Regions from separate parts of the Mus musculus genome. Here region 2 is linked to region 1. A link is a loop called in an ENCODE intact Hi-C map of the cell type or tissue named here. Cell type or tissue: left cerebral cortex. All regions are shown on one strand. Links, peaks and the distances in the headings refer to the core of each region. The heading gives the core; the rest is flanking DNA.

Region 1 (5,385 bases), core at 201-5,200:
CTTGTGTCGGCCAGTGTTGTAATAGAGCGCTCCCAGAGGTGACAGTACCTCAGCCGTGCGGGCCACCTTCAGGGCACTACAGAGAGAAGGGCAGACAGATGTTTCCCTCTGTGGACACATTCCCAAAGGTCTGCGCTTAGCAGAGGGAGGACTGTCCAGTTAGAGCCTTGCTTGAACTTAGTCTGTTTTGGATCAAGGTCATGTTGAACCCTGAGTGAATGAATGCCTATAACCTACTAAGCTGGCAACTGGATCTCAAGAGTCTGTACTAGCAACAGTGATTGACTTGTTCAGATTCTGACAAAGTGGCAGCCTTACATCTGTCTCTACATTGAAATCACTGCTTCATTTTGTGTTGTCATCCATAGCTCCAGATAATTGGGCTAATTAAGGTAGACAAATCCCCCCCCCCCATGAGCACTGTGGCCCAGCAGTCAGGTAAGTGCTGTGAGCGCATAACTACACTGCCATGCTGTTCTGTCACCTGAGTTGGCAACATGTGCTCCTGTTCTGAGTGCCTGTCTGTTCCAGCTACTAAGACACCAGTGGAAACTGCTGATGGCACCAGGAGGCCAAGAAAGTGGAGGGGAGGGACTGTACCGTCTGTACCACTCTTCAGCCTTGCTGTTCTCTCCCAGGGACCTGTAGAGTCGGCCTAGGTTCACCACAGCCACATGATGGCTTGGGCTGAGCTGGATGGCCTGCTGGTAGTGAGCCACAGCCTTCTCAGGAAAGCCTGCAGTATGGTGGGATGGGAAGAGAACAGACCACAGGGATGAGAGCCATGGCTACCAGTCTCCCTTTTGAGATATGCCATCCTTACTAGCATGATAGCATCATACCATCAGCTATGCAGTTTGTGATAGGCTTGAGTATCAGCCTCTTATGCTTGTCTCTACCTAACCTTGGACCATTTCATTATTCACCAATATGTACAAAGAAATTAGTAACAAGTCAGCAGTGTTGTTTGTTTGAGATAGAGTCTTAACCTTTAGCTAAGGCTCGCCTGGAAATCACTATGTAGCCCAGGCTGGCCTTGAACTCATAGAAACCCACAGCTTCAGTCTAAATGCTATGATGACAGGCATGAGCCACCACAACCGGTCATGGTTATTTATCTAAGACACCATTGCTTCCCACTGTACACAAAACTAAACAGGCCACTGTAGAAAGAACACAGGCCTCAGTAGATTATAAAAGTCTGCTTTAAGATATGTGGCAATGCTGTCTTAAAAACCTTTTATTGAAACATTTCATTGAAACATTGAAAATAGTTTATTCAGTGTTATTTGTGTACGTACATGCATGCATGCCTGCGTGCATGCGTGCGTGTGTGCGTGCGTGCGTAGGTGCATGGGTGCATGAGTGCATGTGTGTCCATCTCATTGGCCTCAATGGTTGCATTTAATGTGACTTTAAACATAGTAGCAATGTCTCTTTGCATTTGCCCAATGTGTACATTAAAACCTCTATGCTCACAAGGCCTCCACAGAAGTTTAGGATCCTATTTAGATACCTTTTGGGATTCAAGAGGTAGTTTTTAAAACCACCCAAACAAAATGATCTCTTTACACACACACACACACACACAAACACACACACACACACACATACACAGACACACACAAACAGGTAAGGTCCTTAAGAGACTTGATAACAAAAGTCAGAGTGAGACTCTAGTCTCCCTGATCCAAGAAGGCCAGGAAACTAGCTAAGTGACTGAATTTCAGAATGGCCCAAAGGGTAACTAACACATTGAATCCCTGGTCTCCACACTAATTTTCCCAGTTATGCTCTTTGAACACAGGCTTATCTAGGACCATGTCATAGGGTATTCAGTGATTCATCAGGGTTCTCTCCAGAGGCTCCTGTTGAGACTGCCGTGGAGTTGAAATGAAACGACAAGCTTTGGTTCAGGCAAGTGAGCAAGTGTTCTTCTGGTCTTCCTACTTTAATAATGTATTATCATGTGTCTAATGATCCAGCAGGGGGCACCACACAGCAATTTTATATGCAAAAATAAGCTTGCTTTCCTTAGGTGAGCCAAATGTAAATTTATATTCTATTCAACAAAAAAGCTTCACAGATCCTAGAAAATGAAAATCCTTTCAAGAATTCAATATCTAAAAAATAATAACCAGAACTGAATTCTCCTGAAGGACAAACAGTCTGTGAGCCAAAAGGACAGAATGGAACTTTTGTATCAAAGCCAAGAGTCATCACATTACTTCTGAGGATTCATTACACATGAACACAGGGGTCTGCACAAATCACAGAGGAAAATGAATCTGAGTCCAGTTCCACCCACCACAGGAGACCAATGTATCAACTGCTAGAACATCAAGAAGAAGTCCCAGAGGCTTTTAAATAAAGTCAGTTATAGAAAGTAGCCAGCATCTGTTGGAAGGTAGGTTTGGAGGTGGGTGCTCATTGAGGGAGTACAGCGCTGATGTACAGCCCTGTGGGTGTGATGTAAGAAAGTCAGGATACCTAGGCTTAAGGCAAAGCCACTTTCTGCACAGGGAAGTTTCATTATAGACACAATTCTGAGTTGAGCTTGGAGATTTAGACAAATGATACCCTCACACAGTGTAGGGTGGTCAGAAGTGTGGGCCACCTGCACAGCTGGTGACTGTGCCCGTGTGAGAGAGAAAAGGAATCTCAGCAGAGTGGCATCTTACTCACCAGAGTCAACTAAGAAAACTGCATAGTTGTTGTGTAAGTCTGAGCTGTCCGGACAGTTCTTTATTCCAGCCTGGTAAATGTCCTCAGCTTCCTTAAATCTTTCCTTTAGCAGGGAACAAAGAAAAACAAAGTTTTATGAAATTAACAATACAAGGAAGATTCAGAGTGAGCAGGGAAAAGAGAGAGTGCTTACTGAGCCAGGCACTAAGACAGACATCATGGGCTGTGCCTGAATCCAAGTCTACACTAACCGTGCACAAGCATAGTGTACAAGCACAGGTGTGCTCAGTTCCTACCACTGCAAACGTGCTGGTACTTACTAAGATGAAGGGTCTGGATGGACCCAGACCTGTGTGTGGAAAAGGTCTGAGAATGATCTTTTAAATGGGTCCTCTTCACCTGCTGGGCTTGGAGGCAGAGTGCTCGGGTTGACAGAGAACACTCACCTTCTTCCTACATCCCTCTAAGATTTGCTAGGTAAGTTTTCTGCGTATGCTTGTTTGTGTGTGTGTGTGTGTGTGTGTGTGTGTGTGTGTGTGTGTGTGTGTGTGAGTGACAGAGCCCAAGTTGACCTAACCTCATTCCATAGCCCAGGCTGGTCTCTTAACTCACTACAAGCCTCCTGCCTTAACCACATGAGTGCTGGGATTGGGGACAGGTTTTAAGAAAGATGAGGAGAGACGCCTGGTTAAATGAAGGGAGGACTCTGTCTTACCCCTTCTCTTCTTGAAGTATTCCCACAGCTCACTGAACTCTGTGCTCCTTGCCTTATTAAATCTGTGCTTTCTGGGGCCTGGAGAGATGGCTCAGTGGTTAAGAGCATTAGCTGCTTTTTCAGAGGACCCTGTTTCAATTGCCAGAACCCACATGGCAGCTCACAAGTGTCTGTAAATCTAGTTCCAGGGGACCCAACACCTTCACACAGACATAAATGCAGGCAAAACACTTAAGCACATAAAGTATTTTAAAAACTGCATGTCCAACATTAAAAGAATGCAATATATAAAAAGATAAATCCATGTTTTCTGAGTTGGCCTCCACAAAGCACTTATCTGTCTCCTTGAGGCATACCTCCAACCCATATGGCATACCCCACACCAAGCACCACACCTTCAAAAGATCATTTAGAACCAGCTAGGACCAGTTAGAAAACTGCCCTCCTGGTCTGTGTACCTTAACATATTTTAATCATTTACAATTTAATAAATTGTAATTCAGAACCCAATGATTTACAGATATTTTTCCTATAGTTATCTAAAACTATTATATTAACTGTTCTTTTGAAAACACATAGCTTAAAATTATGTAAATAACCAAAAGTTCTGAGAACTATCCAGAAACTATAGTTAACAGTTTTATTTTCTAGTACTGCATTAATGTCAGGTAAAAGAAGGCAATCCAGTACAAAGCTCTTTGCAATTTTCCGTATGCTAAAAGTTTATCACAAGTCAGACATTTGAAAATGGACACCTCGGCCAGTCAGTGAAGGTGTGTGTGGTGGCTATCCTTCATGCTGCTCAGCAAGCCTGGCTGAGAGATCTGGAACCTGGTGGGACCCCTGGGGCTCTTCATCTCATATGGAACCACCAGTGGTGACTAAGTCCAGTTATTTTAGCACCACTGAGGAGGGGGAAGTTTCTGGGTGACAAGATTTACTTATTGAATCAGATCCATAGGCCAGCAAAATGGACATTTCTCAGATACCTTCTCTAACTGCCAAGATCAACAGCTGTCACATTCAGAGAAGATGGATGAAAAATCTCAAAATAGGTACTTTAGATCTTAACAATAAGTCTGAAAGAAAGCTTTTGTTTGTTTGTTTTTTGAGACAGCGTTCTCTGTGTAGCCTTGCCTGTCCTGGAATTTACTCTGTCCTGAACCTACACTGTGGCACTCACACGCACATGCCCATGTACACACAGATACACACACACAGGCACGCACATGCCCACACATGCATATGTACATACGAATGTACACGTAGATGCATACACACATACATGTCTCCCCCCACATATTCATACACACATATATGCACACCAATGCACAAATACACATACGTTTTAAAAAACAAAACAAAACGAAATTTGCATCTTTACCTACAAGCCCCTATCATGGGTGGAAAGGAACTTACAAGGTCTCCTCTCTTCTTGAGGAGCTAATGTCAGTTAATGGTTGCTGGGGAAGGAAGATACTTCCTCCTCATTGGTATAGCTTATTTAAAATAAGAAAGTCTACATAAAAAGTGCACTTATATATTTAAAAAACCTTCCAATGCAAAAGGACAGTGGCATTAGCTGAGATATTTATTACATTTTATTATTTTGGTTGTGGGAACAGAAATCACAGCCTCACGTGTGCTACTGAGGGAGATCCTGGCCCTATTAATTTAAATCTTTATAGATCTCTTTAATGTTTGACCATTATTCATATTCATACCAGCTTTCCCGACAGTGGTATTTAAGTGGTTTCTTTCATTGTTAGTTGAAGTATGAAGAAAATTAGACCTGACAAGATGAAAAGCAGAAAGGGGCTGTCATTTAGTCAGCACTACTGTGGAAGACGCTCAGAGCACTGTCCAAGGCAAGGTGTATTGACTGTACAGGCAGCGTACAGTGGAGCATCCTAACAACAGGAAACAGTCTCTGACACAGCCACAGGTCTATACCCCACCCAGAAGTGTGTTTGCTCTAAGCAATA
Region 2 (5,385 bases), core at 269-5,268, 440 kb after region 1:
TGTGTAGTTCCTGTATCTATAAAAAACAAAAAGAAAAAGAAAAAAATAAGACCTTTGAAGTATAGAGGTCTTCTGGCTTTTTCTAGAACACCAAAATTTCTTCAACTATAATTGTACTATATTTGCAGTGATCTCATCAAAATCTAGGGATAAAAAATCATACCCATTATAGGCTGATTGGATGTTGGAATTCACTTTTTTCTAATTAATTGAGTAACTAATCTGTAACTGATGGATTTTTTCACAGCTTCTCTTGTGGTATGCTAATGATATTTATAATTTCTCTATATGTAGTGCAGACTCAATTGTTTTGACAGTTTTTTTATGAAAACTAAGTGGGTTTTTTCTTTTTGGACAAGCATAAATCACCCCCGTTTCTACATAGTCAATATGATTCTCTGTGTGGTGCTGATTTGTGAACTTGTGTAATCCTGTGATGAAGCTGTCTTCAGGAATCATGAGCTTGCTTTTTTAGTTTCTATCTTGGTTGTGGTGGTGGTAATGATACAGGGTCTCATGTAGCATAGGCGGGTCTCAAACTCATGATATAGTGAAGCTGGCCTAGAACTCCTGGTTGCCCTACCTTTACCTCATAAGTACTGGAATTCCAGGAGCACACCACCATGACTGGCTTAAAAATGACACCAGTCAGAATGGCTAAGATGAAAAATTCAGGTGACAGCAGATGCTGGCGAGGATGTGGAGAAAGGGGAACACTCCTCCATTGTTGGTGGGATTGCAAGCTTGTACAACCACTCTGGAAATCCGTCTGGCGGTTCCTCAGAAAATTGGACATAGTACTACCGGAAGATCCAGCAATACCTCTCCTGGGCATATATCCAGAAGATGCCCCAACCGATAAGAAGGACACATGCTCCACTATGTTCATAGCAGCCTTATTTATAATAGCCAGAAGCTGGAAAGAACCCAGATGCCCCTCAACAGAGGAATGGATACAGAAAATGTGGTACATTTACACAATGGAGTACTACTCAGCTATTAAAAAGAATGAATTTATGAAATTCCTAGCCAAATGGATGGACCTGGAGGGCATCATCCTGAGTGAGGTAACCCAATCACAAAGGAACTCTCACAATATGTACTCACTGATAAGTGGATATTAGCCCAGAAACTTAGGATACCCAAGATATAAGATATAATTTGCTAAAAACATTAAACTCAAGAGAACGAAGACCAAAGTGTGGACACTTTGCCCCTTCTTAGAATAGGAAACAAAACACCCATGGAAGGAGTTACAGAGACAAAATCTGGAAGTGTGACGAAAGGATGGACCATCTAGTGATTGCCATATCCAGAGATCCATCCCATGATCAGCTTGCAAACGCTGACACCATTGTATACACTAGCAAGATTTTGCTGAAAGGACCCAGATATAGCTGTCTCTTGTGAGACTATGCCAGGGCCTGGCAAACACAGAAGTGGATGCTCACAGTCAGCTATTGAATGGACCACAGGGCCCCCAATGGAGGAACTAGAGAAAGCACCCAAGGAACTAAAGGGAACTGCAACCCTATAGGTGGAACAACAATATGAACTAAGCAGTACCCCGGAGCTCTTGTCTCTAGCTGCATATGTATCAAAAGATGGCCTAGTCGGCCATCACTGCAAAGAGAGGCCCATTGGACTTGCAAACTTTATATGCCCCAGTACAGGGGAACGCCAGGGCCAAAAAGGGGGAATGGGTGGGTAGGGGAGTGGGGGGGGGGTTATGGGGGACTTTTGGTATAGCATTGGAAATGTAAATGAGCTAAATACCTAATAAAAAATGGAAAAAAAAGAAAAAAAATGATGTTGTTCAGAGACAAAGTTTGGAGCTGAGACGAAAGGATGGACCATGTAGAGACTGCCATATCCAGAGATCCATCCCATGATCAGCTTCCAAACACTGACACCATTGCATACACTAGCAAGACTTTATCAAAAGGACCCAGATGTAGCTGTCTCTTGTGAGACTAGGCCGGGGCCTAGCAAACACAGAAGTGGATGCTCACGGTCAGCTAATGGATGGATCACAGGGCTCCCAATGGAGGAGCTAGAGAAAGTACCCAAGGAGCTAAAGGGATCTGCAACCCTATAGGTGGAACAACATTATGAACTAACCAGTACCCCGGAGCTCTTGACTCTAGCTGCATATGTATCAAAAGATGGCCTAGTCGGCCATCACTGAAAAGAGAGGCCCATTGGACACGCAAACTGTATATGCCCCAGTACAGGGGAATGCCAGGGCCAAAAAAAATGGGAATGAGTGGGTAGAGGAGTGGGGGAGAGGGTATGGGGAACTTTTGGGATAGCATTGGAAATGTAATTGAGGAAATATGTAATAAAAAAAATGATGTTGTTCTATGCTGTGTGGTTTTTTTATTTTCTCTACGTCCTATTCACACCAAGGAATCCAGATATGAGCACAAATTAAATCGATTTTTTCTTTATTTCTTTGAATCCTAACAACAGCTGGTAAACAAGAATTTAAAAGCCACTAAAATATTTTATCTTTTATAAATAATAAATTATGTGTTTGCTTGACACTCTCCCTTGGTGATCTAGTAGTTGCTGCCATTGAACACTCAGGATGAACAAACAGGTCCCTGAAGTTATTAAACATCATTGTCGTCAGAAAGATAGATGAAGAGCTGTAGTCTTCACTGCAGAAATCTGGTGCCCCAAGGTGCTCAAAACAGCAAGCACACATGAGCACCTGTGTGTGCCAATGCATTATTCCTGCTCCAAATTAATATCTTAGCTTTTCCTATCCTGCTTTTTATTCATAGTCTTTATAATGTAAACCTGCACGGATGAAAGCTAGCCTGGCATTCCTCCCATTAGCATGAGTGACAAGTTGACCCACAAATTCTACTCTACATTATTGCTTATGAAGCCCAGTTAATCTGTGGAAAGAAAAATATCGGTGTTATCTTCTGATGCAGATGCTCTCTGGCTCTGCAGCCCCCTGCTGGTGATGCACTGAACAGAACTGTGCTGTTGGTAATTGGAGGCAACCCAAGCCAGCTGGAGTGGAACCCACCCCCACCTCCCCCCCCCCACCCACCACCCCCCCCCCCCCCCCGCATCCCTCAGGTCAGACAAAGACTCCCAGGGAGCACACGAAACAAATGTGATATTTGAGAAAGGGAGGGGGCATTTAAAATAAATTCAGTTCCCTTGTGTTTGATTCCCACCTAACCTCCTTTCTAAAATAATCTGTCTGAGAACATACTCATGGGCACATAGCCACCCCTCCCATCTTTCCAGTTCTTCTTCTCTACGATTTTTTACAAACGTAAGTCATAATTCCAATCCAGAATTTTACTGAGGCTATGTACTCCTCTGACTAGAAATCCATGCAGATGATAACTTGAAGTAGAGAGGTCACCAAAGCCTTATAAAATGTTGGCCCAAAATGCATAGTAAACATCCTGTCTTCACCCCAATCTCCTTTCCCAATAGGGAAAGCATAACATCCAAGGATTTTTTTTTTTTTTTTTTTTTTTTTAGCAGTGGATGGTGTGATGTCTGTAATCCTGGTACTTGGGAGGTTGAGGCAGGAAGATCAGGATTTCAAGGTTATCCTCAATAACAAAGCAAGCTTGAGACCAGTCTGGGCTACAAGAAAACAAGTCTTAAAGAATAGGCAATAAATAAATAATTTAAGGGCTGGGAAGATGGTTCAGTGGTTAAAGTGTTCACCCCACAACTGAGAGGATTCCTAGAACCCACATAAATGCCTGGTAGGCATGGTGGTCCATCTGAAATTCCTAGAGCCACAAGATGCCTAGCAAGACTATCCATATAGATGAGCTCTGAGTTTGATTGAGAGACCCTGCCTCATTAAATAACATGGAAAGCCACCAAGGATGATTCTTGCCATCAGTCTTGAACCTCCATATGCACAGGTACACAGGAGAAACACACACACACACACACACACACACACACACAAATGGAAAAAGAAATAGGGCATCTGGTATTTTGCCTGGGGTCTGATTGCCCTGAATCCAGGAATGAGTTCTCAGAGGAACAAAATTCATAGCCTCATTTGAATTAAAAACATGAAATTACATCAAGTAAGTCCAATTTGTTATTTCATAAATAAAACTGATTTGGGTCAAATAGGTCAAATGGTAGACATCATTCATAAAATTAATAAGTTAAACCTGAACATTTTAATAAAATATTAAAGCAAATATTCATGTTATATATAAATGCATAGCATCACCATTTTATTTTAAAGTATTTATCTTAAAGTACTGTTTAATAAGTAAACTATGGTATTCCCATTAATAACTGATTCTAACTTCTTGGATTGAGCAAGAAGCCTTTAAGAGAATAACAGTGCCAGCAAAAACTCCTTAGATGAAGTAAAGCCTGTCTATATGTTTCCTGAAATCTTGGAGAGGAAATAACACTGGAACAACATATTATTTTCTGTCATTATGATGGATGATCTAGGAAAATCAACTAGAAAGAGGAAAGATTTATTTTGGCTCCCAGTTTCAGAGGGATCGGCCTTGTCAGCTGGCTTTATTGTCAGAGGGTTGTATGTGGTAAGAAAGAACATCATGGACAAGTGTGTGGTGGAACAAAGCTGCCTCCCTAATGAGAGAGAGAAGGCAGGTTTTAGAGTCCAATTGCCCCTCCAAGGGACACTCCAATGGCATAACGTTCCACTGGGTCTCATCACCTAAAGGTTCTACTACCTCCTAACACCACCACCCTGGGGACCAAACCTCAGCACACTGCATTTGAGGTCGTCTAAGATATAACCTGTGGCCTAGAGACATGGCTTAGCAATTAAGAGTGCTCTCAGAAAGAACGTACATTCAGTGCCAGCACTGTATCAGGTGGCTCACAACTAGCTGCCTGTAATTCCAGATTCAGTGGATCTAATGCTCTCTTCTAGCCTCTTCCCTCCGACACAGACACACATGTGTGCACACATATATACAGACAGACAAATATAAAAAAATTAGAAAGAAGGAAGGAAGGAAGGAAGGAAGGAAGGAAGGAAGGAAGGAAGGAAGGAAGGACCAAATTCATAAGTCAATGTAATAAATCATTTTGTGTCAGGTGAGTTCCAGCTGTTTGTTAGCTTTCAGCAAGTAATTGAGTGGTCAGGGATATAACACTGAAAATAATTTCTGATAATAAATCACTGTGGGTTCTAGCATATCAAGAGGAGTCTTTTCTATGTCATAATTCTTCCATTTTGAGTGTAAAAATCTATGAAGAAAAAACATAATGCCACCTGCAACAGGTAATAGTTATTCAGACATAAGCAGCAACCTCCAAGGTGCGTGTCTGCATTTAATATTTAATCATCAGCTCTATTTAGTGTGTGTGCATGTATGTGTATGAGTGATTTGATGA

What was found. Peaks named below come from ENCODE experiments on the same cell type or tissue, not always from the same donor. Only the 100,000 strongest peaks of a DNase experiment are listed, where the experiment ranks them.
Region 2: it touches region 1 in a loop (2.3-fold over the local background); 12 of 42 quality-filtered maps call a loop at or near these places.

The regions. Positions count from the first base shown.
Region 1 is chr6:148,246,803-148,252,187 of GRCm38, forward strand. Tmtc1 (transmembrane and tetratricopeptide repeat containing 1) reads right to left here. Exons shown (of 20, transcript NM_198967.5): 14 at 2,686-2,788; 15 at 601-736; 16 at 1-76. All of the region lies in intron 1 of Gm52483 (a long non-coding RNA gene), which reads left to right. Among named protein-coding and RNA genes, the nearest start is that of Gm52483, 3.7 kb to the left of the region's middle. In left cerebral cortex, for the core only: a CTCF peak has its summit at 1,982 (motif pointing right); DNase peaks (open chromatin) are centred at 1,995 and 2,370.
Region 2 is chr6:148,685,009-148,690,393 of GRCm38, forward strand. No RefSeq gene overlaps it. Among named protein-coding and RNA genes, the nearest start is that of 4930528G23Rik, 9.7 kb to the left of the region's middle. In left cerebral cortex, for the core only: a CTCF peak has its summit at 2,948 (motif pointing left); DNase peaks (open chromatin) are centred at 2,943 and 3,249.